Linked DNA regions of Homo sapiens: regions 2 and 3 are each linked to region 1. A link is a contact called in ENCODE Hi-C data. All regions are on one chromosome and are shown on one strand. The core of a region is the stretch at or near the end of the contact, and the rest is flanking DNA. Distances in the headings are between cores, read along the strand shown. Region 1 holds the start of FGF9 (fibroblast growth factor 9). Region 2 holds the start of CDK8 (cyclin dependent kinase 8). Region 3 holds the start of NUP58 (nucleoporin 58).

Evidence for each region. Hi-C counts contacts between places; a loop is a spot of excess contacts on that map. Pooled maps may share reads with other maps.
Region 2: a loop to region 1 is called in a map of CD8-positive, alpha-beta T cell, with 12 times the contacts of the local background. The contact joins the promoter of CDK8 here to the promoter of FGF9 in region 1. A Hi-C loop is called at or near these places in 2 of 168 maps with a recorded cell type or tissue (CD8-positive, alpha-beta T cell and OCI-LY7) and 6 of 50 pooled maps.
Region 3: a loop to region 1 is called in a map of CD8-positive, alpha-beta T cell, with 11 times the contacts of the local background. The contact joins the promoter of NUP58 here to the promoter of FGF9 in region 1. A Hi-C loop is called at or near these places in 4 of 168 maps with a recorded cell type or tissue (CD4-positive, alpha-beta T cell, CD4-positive, alpha-beta memory T cell, CD8-positive, alpha-beta T cell and 1 more) and 10 of 50 pooled maps.

Annotation. Positions count from the first base shown.
Region 1 is chr13:21,668,844-21,672,870 of GRCh38, reverse strand. It overlaps FGF9 (fibroblast growth factor 9), which reads right to left and starts at 1,798. Exons shown (of 3, transcript NM_002010.3): 1 at 682-1,798. The coding sequence starts at 958. RefSeq lists silencers at 1,811-1,870, 1,891-1,940, 2,721-2,980.
Region 2 is chr13:26,252,476-26,256,502 of GRCh38, reverse strand. It overlaps CDK8 (cyclin dependent kinase 8), which reads right to left and starts at 2,374. Exons shown (of 13, transcript NM_001260.3): 1 at 1,734-2,374. The coding sequence starts at 1,861. RefSeq lists a silencer at 1,770-2,369.
Region 3 is chr13:25,299,706-25,303,732 of GRCh38, reverse strand. NUP58 (nucleoporin 58) reads right to left here and starts at 2,108. Exons shown (of 16, transcript NM_014089.4): 1 at 1,853-2,108. The coding sequence starts at 1,959. RefSeq lists enhancers at 1,813-1,862, 1,973-2,052, 2,213-2,452.

The DNA.
Region 1 (4,027 bases), core at 549-3,048:
ATTTAAAAGCAGAGGTTATCACTTGATAGCTGGAAGGACAAAAACCCCTGAGCGCCCTGCCTCTTCCCAAGTCATTTTCCCCCAAGCCTCTGCCCCTGCTTTTCACGGAGCCTAAAATATGACTTTAGTCCTCCCAACAGGACAATCCGTCAGCAACCTTCGCCTATGGGGCTTTCAGACCCTCACAGGGGAGAATAAACAATGCACTTAATATACAATTCAAGTAGTATACTTACTAGAGGAAAGGGGGAAAGGAAAAAAACCTTAATTTGGGCACAAGATACCCACTGCCTTCAAGAAACTGCATTAAGTTCTTAGTAGTTAATGATTAAAGCTTTAAACTCGTGCAATCAGTCCATTCAAAAGAAACTTCCTAAACCCGTGTATCTGATGCAAAAGAACTGGAAACTTGTATTATATTTATAAATTATGCCCCCCTTTAAATTAAAAGTAGGGGGCCTTTCAGTGTATACTTGCATCAGTGCCAGCAGCAGATCTGCAATTCCGGAGGCATTTTTTTTTCGGAGCTGGCAAGACAGAGAGAGAGAGAGACAGAGATACAGAGAAAGAGGGGAGGAGGGGAGAACCCTTCCCACGTCCCCCACCCGGCCACCACCTTCTTGGTAGTTATAATTTCAACATGTCATCTCATGGACACTAAAGGGTTAATGGTATACCTACCAAATCGGCTGTGGTCTTTCCTGGTTCCCTGGATAGTACCATTGGGGAAGATTTCTAAGTGAAATCCAGTCCTGCAGTATAGCTGCCTCCGCCTGAGAATCCCCTTTAAATGATCCAAGTCCGTGACTGCGGGTCCCCTGGGGAGCCCCCCTGCTTCGGACTGACCCAGGTGGTCACTTAACAAAACCGGGCTGTCCACCGGCAACACGGGCACATTCCCAAACGGTACCGCATCCTGCACACCGAAATAGTTCCCAACTTCACCTAAGGGAGCCATCAGAGGACTCGGCTTTTGGAGCACAAGAATAAACAATAATGATGGTGTCAACCCAGGAGATATTAGGCGAGGTATATCCAACTCCCCTCCCTTACTGCAGTTGCAGAGAGAGAGAGAAAAAAAAGGTTCTTTTCTTCAATCCATTAAATGCATAAATAAAAGTAATCTGCTGTTTCACTGGCACAGGTTCAAGGTCAAACCACTGATAGTCTAAGAAACCACCACTTTATACTCACACACTGACATATTGATAAACATATCTATGTATCTCTATAGATAGATCCCCAGCTCTTAGCAGGCAGGAAGGTCTTCATCCCATCCGACCGTAATAAGGAAAAAAAATCCGTAGTTTCTCCATTTGGTTTGAGATCAGAATGACCATAGCAACTTAAATGCCTAGGCGTTATTATAGGGATTTTTAAGATGCACGGGCTACGTCAGAATTTACGGATCCTGACTCCAGGAAGGCATGCGCTGTTTTTACTCTCTAACCGACTCTGCAGACATCAGCATGAATCCTTCAAGGGGAAAAAAAAATCTCACGTTGGTGGCGGCGACAAATCTCCCCTCCCGGTCCCCCCTCCAAAAAATGATAATAATAATAAAACAAAAAGAAGAAGAAACTTTAGGCGTCCAAAGCTAGTATCCAGGATTCTCCAGAGGCTCGGCAGATGTCCATTGGCTTAGAACGGGTGGCGAGCGGCGAGCGAGGAGAGCCGCGTCCGGGAGCTCGCGTGCCGCCCAGGCTGCCGCGAACAGGTGTTGCCGCGCCGGCTCGCGGAGCGTTGTAGCCGGGCGGAGCGCTCCTCCTGCGCAGCCCCCGCCGGCGCGCAGAGTGGCGCAGGCAGCGGCATTGGGCTGGGTTTAAGGTAGCGCCGCCGCAGCCCGGGCTCCCCGCGGTCCTAGCGCCCGGCTTACTGCCCGCGCCGCTCTGCGGCAGGCGAGGTGCGGCGCGCCAGAGCGCAGGACTTCCTGGGAGGCAGTCGAGGAGCCCTGGCTTTACAAAGAAAAGCAAATGAAAGATGCACTGCGAGAGGCGGGAGGAAGAAACCCTGAGTCTCCCGAGACTCAAAGTTCTCCTGCAGAATAGAAGCCGGTAACCTACAATCTAGCTGGCTGGCTACATTGATGGAGGGTCAGAGTGAAACTGGGAAACTAGTTTTCACTGGGGCTCTGTAACCTTGCGTTGTATTATAGAATATGACTGAGTTGAGAGAGTCGGAGGGAAGGGGAGTTGATTTAATGGACTCGGATGGCCATGGCAGTTTCTCTTCCATTCTTCGGCCACACACACAGAAGCGCAAACTATGTTTCAGGTAAGATCAACTCCTCTCCCCCGTCACACACACACACACACACACACACGCAGATGCGGCCACCGTTTCTGTTTTGTTTGGAGCGTTCTGCTGGGCATCTTTGGGTTGGGGCTATGTTTAGGTCCCGCCCCGCTGCTCGGGTCCCGGCGGCCGCAAAGCAGTCGGCAGGGGGGCGCCAGAGAACCTTCTCTGTCCCCGACTTCGACTCGGGCGCGCGTCTTCGGGAGTCTGGGTGGAGGGGAGCGCTCCAGTAGGCGTCTTCTCGCCCTCAAACCACGCTGCTTAGGACGAGCGGCGCCATCCCAAGCCGTGCATCGGCTCGGGGAAGCGAAAGGCGAGTTCTGGTGTCTCACTCCACCGTCCGAAGCCCGCCGCGGAGCTGGGAGGGCCGGGCACTGGATGCTTGCGGGGCGCCCCGGGGCTGCAGCCGCTCCTTCCTGCTCTGCCCTGCGGGGCCGCACGTGGAAGCCTGAGCTCCGTTGCGCGGGCTCGGGTTTCTGTTAGCCGCCGGCGGCCTTCGCGCCCAGCGGGAGTCAGGGACAAAGAAACCCGCCTCCGGGGGCCGCCAGGGGCCCTGCCGGGCCGGGCCCGCCAGAGAGACTGGAGGCGGCGCGCTCTGCGCCCGGGACAGCCTGCCTGCGCCCGGATCCCCAGTGGCGGCGGGCGCGGAGCGCGGCGCCCCCCAACACACACACACACACACACACACACACACACACACACACACTCGCCCACAGCCCTCCCGCGGGGCCCCCCTTCCCTCCCCCTGCTCCTCTTTGTTCACATTGTCTTAGAAACGGCCCGACTCTCGGGTCAAGATGGTGAAAGTTGCCGAGACTTGAGCGCAGCTCCACACTGCGGGGCGTGCAACTGAGAAGCAAAGTCGAAAGCAGAGACTGAACCCCTGCGGTGGGGAAGCGAATCAAAACCTGGTTATGGGGGAGAAGTCGGATCCGCCTTAGTAGTCAGCTAAAGGCTGGAGATGCATAACTGGGGCTGGCCCTACTCCGGACGGGAGGGCTTCGCCTGAAGACGAAAGGGAGCGATGAATTTGCAGATTTCGGGGGCGCTGGAGGTGCCAGCGACCTGGAGCGACCTTCCCCTGCCCTCCGGGGAGGAAGGCGTGCTCCGGCCCGGGCGAGGAGGAAGGAGAGAAGAGCGAGTGGTCCTCCCCTCTTCCTTTCCCACCCCCCCTTTGCCGCAGTCCAGGGTCATTGGGTGTCCGGGGCTGGCTCGGTGCGTCTTGCTTACGTGTTTCTGAAGCATGAGAGCCCTGCCCCGTGGTATTTACAGCAGTCACATCCGCGGTGGTACAGAGCGGGCTTTAACGTTAACTGCTCGGCGGCAGATACAAGAAGCTGGGTATTAAGTGTCACTTCTCATAAACCACCCGAGTCGCTCGCATTAATCTCCGAGGCAGCCAGCAGTGATGGGTACAGCAGGGGCGTTCCTCGACCAGTTGGGTACAGTGCGCCGGGATGGTTACTTAGTGGGGAAAAAAGCGATGGAAGAAACAGAGACAGGCCCAGAGAGACAGGGAGACGCTTCATAAGAAGAGAAACGAGCAGCACGTGGACATTGGACATTTCCAGTGAAGACAAGACTGGGACCATTTCCACCAGCTGTCTCCAACCACATTCTTTCGATCTGAATTTAGATTGTCATCCAATGAGCAAAGACCATTTCCGCTTCCGAATCCTGCAGCGTGTGACTGTCGCTTTAAAAAGCGTTGCAGCAGTGGAAGAGAGGGCGA
Region 2 (4,027 bases), core at 1,125-3,624, 4.6 Mb before region 1:
GCTTCTCTCACACAGATTAAAAATAATGCAAAGGCGCTAGAATTTTATATAACATGTCAGTTTGGTCAAATGTACTGTAATGTCTAATCTCATGGGATTGGGGATTTTATGAATATGCCCAAAATTACATAATACTGGGGGAAGGGGAGATGGTTTAAAGCTTTTGAGAAATATTGTATGGTGAGTTAACAAACATAATTTTAAAAATATATGTCATTACAGAGTAAAACTTCAACAATAAGTCTAATTAGACAACAACAGAGTCAGCAATATCTCCAGACGCTGATTTCTCCAGTGTCACCAGACTATCCATTCCGCTAAAAAGTACTTTTAAATACGTGCGGCGCCCAGAATATCAAGTTTTCAAATCCAAATCCCTACCTTCTGCCGATCTGTTCCACTTTACTGTTGCATAAAAGCACTAAAATACACATTCTAAATTAATTAGAACTCCTATCTTCCTCGTAGAGTCCATTGTAAATACTTTTAGAAAGACATTTCAGTAAATCTAAGAAAAATGTCCAATAAATATACACTTTCCTTTCCAACATCCAGAATACTAAAGTATTTGTAAATATGCGCCCCCCTACCCCACAGTAGGGAACTTCAGCTTTATGAATTTTTTTTTCGTGCTAATGTAGTCTGAACATACTCTCCTACCTAATTGGAAATTTTAAGTGATTAAACATCATACAGCAGGTGACTAAACTGGGATGCTCAAGTAAAGCTACTTCGTTTCTAATAAAATCCAAGGATTATATAATAAGCTTTGACTTTTCAATAATTTTCTATTCTGTCAAAGGCAACAGAGACAACATCCATTTTACAAGAAAACATGGAGTTAATAAAATATATTTTCCCCCCAACTAAGAATTGCCTTCTCTTTTGTCAATATTACAAGACATTCATCTACTGACAAAGAGAAAAAATGAACAATTCACTTGCCTGTTAAGAAACTAAATTGGAAGCATTACCAGTCATAGGTTTAATTAAGTTGTTACTAGGGAAGAATATTTAAAGCAAAGGGATTATTTAAAGTTCACTGCCAGCCGCTAAATTTGGGGGAAACCGCCTGAACGAGATAGTCCCTATGTCACTTGCCTTCTTCCCCACCACCCACCCTGCACCAAACCCCCATTGTTCTATGTAAAAATTCACAGCTAATAATATCTAAATAGCAATTGCAACATTTATGTTGCAGATGATCACTATGGGGAACTCTCTCCAGAACCACATTCACTCGCTGCCTTCCTTTCCTCAAATAAAATACAAATTTGATAAAAAATCGATCACAAACTGGTGGGGGAAAGGATCACAGCCTTCCTTCTAGACCGATGGATGACACTCCAGAGGCGGGTGAGGAAATCCCCAGAAGGTTACCATAATAAATCGACCAAGGAAAAAAAAAAACAAAAAACATTTAACCCGGCGTTTTAGAACGAATTTTTTCATGAATCAGCTTTGAAATCCTTGAAAAGTATACAGCCCACGGTGCAGAGGCTCATCTTGCCTCTTACCACCAGAGCAGAACACAGACGCGGCACGCAGGATTTCTCGTGGGTTTGGATCCCTCGTACACCACTTCCTCCCCAAACCTGGCTGGCGGAGCCAGAGGCCGGCGTCGAGGAAGTCAGAGCCCGGCACCCCGGCGGCCCGCTCTCCCTCCGGGCTACCTGCCTCGGCCTGCGGGAGCGCCGCCCAGCGCGGACACCGGCCCAGACACACACACTCACCCATCTTTCCTCTTGGCTTTGTAGACGTGACCATAAGTGCCTCGGCCAACTTTGCAGCCCTCGTATTCAAACAGGTCCTCGACCCGCTCCCGCTCGCTGCTCAGCTTCACTTTAAAGTCATAGTCCATTGTCACAGCCTCTGAGGCCGGAGAGCTGGGTCGGGGGGCCGGGGGGCAGGGGTGGGGACCGGGGAAGCACGGGCAGCCGCAGCCCCCGGGAACCCGCCCGCTCTACGCCCGCCGGCCGCAGCACCAGCCCGACTGATGCGGCAAGAGCAGGAGGAGGCCCCGCGAAAGCGCCAGGGACATCCAGGGGGACGGCGGGGCAGAGGCCGGCCGGGGGTGGAGGAACGGGGAGGATCCCCCGGCGAAGGAGAGCCGAGGGACGAGGGCTGGGGGTGGGGAGCGGTGTCTCTGCCCTTGTCCCCGCGGGCTCCCTGGGCGCCGGCTCCGCCGCTCTCTCCGGCCGCGCGTTCTGCTCCTGCTGCGGCGGGAGCGGCGGGGCGGCCAGGCGGGCTCTCGTCCTCTCACACGCGCACTCACGCCTCACGCTCTCACACACACGCTCACACTCACTCACTCACTCACTCTCCCATACACTCAAACAGAAGGGCAGAGCCGCACAACAGCCGGTACCTCCTCAAAGAGAGGAGGAGGGAGGGCACTCGCGGAACACGGCCGCGGCTGTCGCAAAAACGTCGCGAAGCCTCGGGCTGCCTCCGGGCCACACTCTAGCCCGCTCCCGCGGTGGCTGGCCGCCCCTGCTGGCGCTGGCACCCTGAGGACCGTGTGGAGGGAGCAGGGGAGCCACTGCCCAAAGCTGCCGCCAAATGCACCACGTGGAACCAGCCCCAGCGGTGGCCGGGCCCCAGACTACAATACCCAGAATGCACAGGCCGCCGCCGCTGCCGCCCCTTCTACGACTCCGCCCCACACGGTGGGAATATGGGAGCGTTGCATGATGGGACTCGTAGTCTAGGGTGAAATTCGTTTCAATCATTTGGGGAAAATTTATTTTTATTTTTACAGCGATCTAACTAGAGTCTGATTTCAGCCACAAACTTGATCAAAGAGGTGCACGTGGGAAGGAGAGTCGTTTGCATTAGAAACACATTTTGTGCCACTCTGAACTCCAGATTTTAAAGGCCACTATCATCGATAAAAGCCGGTATGATATTTGTAAACAGCTCGCGGGCCAGCAGTTGGGGTACTCTTGGTGTTCACAATCTGATAAGGGCTGCACAATGATGTCAACATACTGACATTACAAGCACCAATAAAAGTGAATCAATGACCAGTGTCCAAGCTACTCCTAAACATTGTTACTCTTGTGACAGATGACCATCCAAACCTTTCCTATCCATATACAGGAAGTATTGAGTACAGTACAGCCTTCTGCGATACTACCTATAAGAACACCAGTTTCTAGCTATGATTACAGAAAGGATCTAAATCCATGGGAACTAGTTTGTTAATAATCTTAAGGTAGCAATATGTCCTGCTTCAGGAGTCCTGGTATCTTGATACTAATCTATCATTTTATCTTACCCCCCTTGTCTATTTTTAATTTTTGGTTTTCCAATTGTTACCATTTCCACTAAAGCTCCCCACTTCCCAAAGGGAATATGAACTTTGCAGTTTTAATGTGAACTTTTTAACACTTTTTTTCCCACCTTTCCTGTGATATTTATCAAATTCCTTTCATCTTTTATTTCCTCTACCTTGCTAGATCCTAAGTTGTTATAGGAAGTCATATTTGCATCTTCTGTAAAACCTAGTGTCATGCCTTGATAATGATGCACAGTAAACACTTGTTAAATTAATGAATGAATAAACATGTTTATCTCAAAAAGATCCATATACCAATGATGATGATGATGATATCATCTTGTGAAAAAGCCTCCAAAGGGCTTTCTCTTATATAATTTTCCTTGGAGAAAATTAGTGACTTCACCACTGTGTAAAATTAAATTGTTTTTACCTAGCATACTATATAAGTATTGAGTATTTTACTATACTGGGTTTGAATCCTGCATTGTCATTTACTAATGTGTTCTTGGAGCCTAGAATTTTTTCTTTGCAAAGTGCAAAGCACAAAACAAATGTAGGCTTTCATTAATGGCATATTATTTGTTTCCATTCAGTGATGAAAATTGGGTAACTCTCTAGCAGAACTGCTCATTTGCATCCTTAAAGAATTACATCATTTTCTGAATATGGATTTAAAAGATTCTTCCTTAGACAATGTATTTTGTATTTTTTGAGGGATGTGTCTTTTGTGCACATATTTACTCA
Region 3 (4,027 bases), core at 859-3,358, 3.6 Mb before region 1:
TAGTGCTGAGATCTGACAACAAACAAGTTAACAATAAATATAACAAACTGATTACAATTGTGATCAGCACTCTAAGAGTACTAGGAGAATGGAAATCTCCCCTAGACTGACAGGTCAGAAAAGGCCTCTCTGGGGAAGAGACCATTTGATATTTGCAAGGAAGGGGCTGGCAAAGCCCACTTGAAAAGAGAAAAGGCCATGTTGCTAGGACAGGCTTTCTAAGATCAGGACCATGAGAGAAATATAAAAATTAATTCATCAAGTCATAAGCAACATTAAAAAAAAAAAGAAATAGAAAATATCAAAGTGCATCCCATGAAGTAAGGGTATCTTTCTCTGAAACTTCATTTCAGTTATTTAGGGTGGTAGTTGTGTGTTTGTTTTTAACAGTGGGTCTGCATAGCTAAAATAAAAAGATGGGCTCAAGATGAGTCCCGCTCAAGATGAGTCCCCAGAGGTTCCAGCAGAAGTGGACCTTGCAGACTATGGTAAGTTTTTTTTTCTTTTTTAAACTTCATTCTAACGATGGCGGGTAATGATTAAAGAGAGAGCAATGGGAATTTTGTTTTTCAATTACTCTGGCTAAAATGTGGCAGAACAGATTGAAGAAGTTGATTGGAGTAGTTTTCATCTAAAACAAGAAAGACAGCTGGTTAAAAATCTGACAAGAATCAAAATTATTTTCATAAGAATGTAAGGATCAAGAGAGCAAGACTCTTAATACCTAAAACAGAGCCTTGCACATGGGAATCTGTCCAATAAATATTTGTTCCACGAATGACAATAGCCTAAGCAGGGTTGTGGAACTGGAAATAAAGACAAACAGAAATGGCAGAAGTAACATTATCAGAACCTGTTGTTGAGCGAGTAGAGTAAGAATAACGGAGGTATGGATGAAAATTCAAATTTCTGAATTGACTGTGTAGTCCGTGGTTCCTCCTCCCTCCCTTTTTAAACTGCAGGTCATGCTTAAGTATTTGCCTTTTAAATCTACAGCCACATCTTTTAAGCTTCAGGAAGTATCTTGTTGACAGTGTGCACACTCCTTAACTTTATGAACCCCTCCACCTTTATCTTAAAAAAAATTGAGTTCTAAAGCTTAAATCTCTCATTAAAATGTCTCACCACTTTGTTTCTTTCTGGATAGTTATGTTTTTGTCGCCACCTGAACTAATGGGTTGCACAAAAACAAGGAACATGCTACCTACGTTTTGTAATTTAAGTAAAAGACAAATTGAGTTATTACAACACAACATTCTCGCATCAGATATACTAATCTGCACATACTGCAGAAAATTACCACTAATAAACACTGTAAAAAAGTGTTTTTGTTTTTTTTAACAAAAACAGATAAGGTCCCATGTGGCACAAAAGCTTGAAAAGCTGGTTAAAAACCACAAAGTTATTAAAACACCGTCATATCCAAAACCGCAAATGCTGCAATGAAATCGGAATTATCTATCATAAAACTCCACAGTATGCTATAATTTCATTCATTCATTCAATGTTCATTCTATGCCTAAGACTGACACATCGCTAAAGCTCCGGGGTAGACCCCAAGGCCCTTCCACGCAGTCAAGACCCCACTAGGTCCAAATAATGCCTGAACTATACGTGGATTCTGGAAACCTCACAGCACAGAACCCATCCCGCCCTCCACTTCACCAGGCCGCGCTGGGCCCGGGTACCGCGGCGAGAGGCCTACGACGCCGGGCGGCTAGATTAAGTGCTTCTCTCCAGCCCCACTGGGAAGGAAGCCAGAGGGAAGAGACAGGATGGGGACACCAAGGGAGCTTTGCGGGGGTGGGGGTGGGGGTGAATCCGGCCCAGGAAGGCGAGAAAGTGCGGTTACCTAGACGCTCCCGTTCCGAAGGAGAAAACGCCGCCTGTGCTGGTCCCGCCGGCGGCCACGGTGGTGGAGCCCAGAGTCCCGGACCCGAAGGAGAACCCTGTGGACATGTCTGGCCAGGGCTCGACGCCGTCAGCAAGGCGAAATGGGTCTGGGACACTTCTCTCGCCTCAAAGCCGAGGCGGGCCGGGCAGCATCTCTCTCGCCCGGCACGGACCTGGCGGGAACTTCCAGCCCCAACGGCGGCGAAGGCAAGGCTGAGGGGGTGGAGCAACCACGCAAAAGTACGCCCGGCGCTCGCCGCGCGCACGTAGCCCGCCGGAAGTGTAACCGTCACGCAATGAGCCCTGGTACGTGAGTGGGGGACGGCGAGCCGCGCAAGGTACGCTGGGACCAGGCGAGAATAGGCGTACTGCCTAATCTCTTAAAGGAGTAGGCTCCCAGAGTTTAAAAACAGTAAAACCATTTCTGTCATTTTTTAGTTCTTCTATCGTAGCATCTGTACTGACATAATCCGCACTTTAGGGTGATGAATGTCAATTGCTACTTCTATCTAGCCTCCTGCCAAAATTGATGCTCAGAATCGCAGAATCGGGGAGGTCCCTCCTGAGCATCTCTAAGCTCCCCACTCAGAAAAGGAGGCGGCTTCGGGCTTTCGTTGGCTGCCGCCCCATCCCTAAGAAGGAAGGGGAGCGTGTCTGCTTCCTGAAGGTTCGGAAATCAATCGAAAATAATCCATGCAACCGTCCCACGACGTGAGCCCCACCCCTGCGCCCCAGGCCTCGCGGAGCCAGTTGGTCGCAGTTGTTGCGAGCCCGACGCCCAGCCCCGAAGGGGGCCCAGAAGAGCGTCCCAGGCGTCCGTGGGGTGGCCGGCTGTGGTCCTGGCGCCCAGAAGTGGCCAGGCCCGCTGGATTTCCTGGGATGCGGTCAAGTCCACAAATACTGTCCGTGCATCCTGATGCTGGAGGGCGGGACCTTGGGCCGAGCGAGTGTGGCTCCGCCAGAAGGGCCCTCGGACACAACCGGTGCTGGAGGAACTACAAAGTGGAAGGATTAGGAAACGCACAGGAACATGTACGAAAGAAGGCGAAATGTGAGGTGTAACTTACATTTCTAGGATAACTCAAGAAAAATTCGCGTTTAAAGAGAACCTCTCTGGCGAAGCATCAGGAAAGGCTTCCTGGTGGTGGTGCATTCGAGGGTTGTCATCATAGTGTTAGTTTTTATTTTTCCCTCAGGGATTGTTACATTACTCCCCCAAATGGTTTTCCTACTCGTGATCTCTAACAAAATCCATCCCATAAGCAACCCCCGGATTTATGATCTAAAAAGCCCAGTGGCTCTTTAGTTTGGCACTTGATGACCTCCGTATGATTAGTCTTTCTAACCTCATCTCACAGTTCTCCCTAATTCAGTACTTTAATCTTCCGTTGAGCTTGGGCATTGCCACCAGCTGTGGACTGAACTATTTCCCTCCTCCCCCAATCCATATGTTAAAGCCCTACCCCACCCCAATATGTTGGTATTTGGAGATGGAGCCTTTGGGAGGTAATTCAATTTAGATGAGGTCACCTTGGTGGGTCGCCCATGGCGAGATTAGTGCCCTTATGAGAAAAAACAACGAAGAGCTTGTTCTCCTCTGTGTGCCATGTGAGGACAGAGCAAGAAGGGGCTTTCACCTGGAACCCAAACTGCCCCATCTTTATCTGGGACTTAGCCTCCAGAATTGAGAGAAGTAAATGTCTGTTGTTATAGCCACCTCAGTCTATGGTATTTTGTTGTATCAGCCAAGCAGACTAATACACCACCTCTGTGTTTGTATAATTAAAAAGAAACGTACATTTTATTTTGTTTTTTAAATTTAATTTATATTTTACTTTATTTTGAGACAGAGTCTCGCTCTGTTGCCCAGGCTGGAATACAGTGGTGCCATCTCGGCTCACTGCAACCTCCGTCTCCTGAGTTCAAGCGATTCTCCTGCCTCAGCCTCCCAAGTAACTGGGATCACAGGCGCACGCCACCACGCCCGGTTAATTTCTGTATTTTTCAGTAGAGATGGGTTTTCACCATGTTGGCCAGGCTGGTCTTGAACTCCTGGCCTCAAGCGATCTGCCCACCTCGGCCTCCCAAAGTGCTGGGATTACAGGCGTAAGCCACTGTGCCCGGCCATAACATT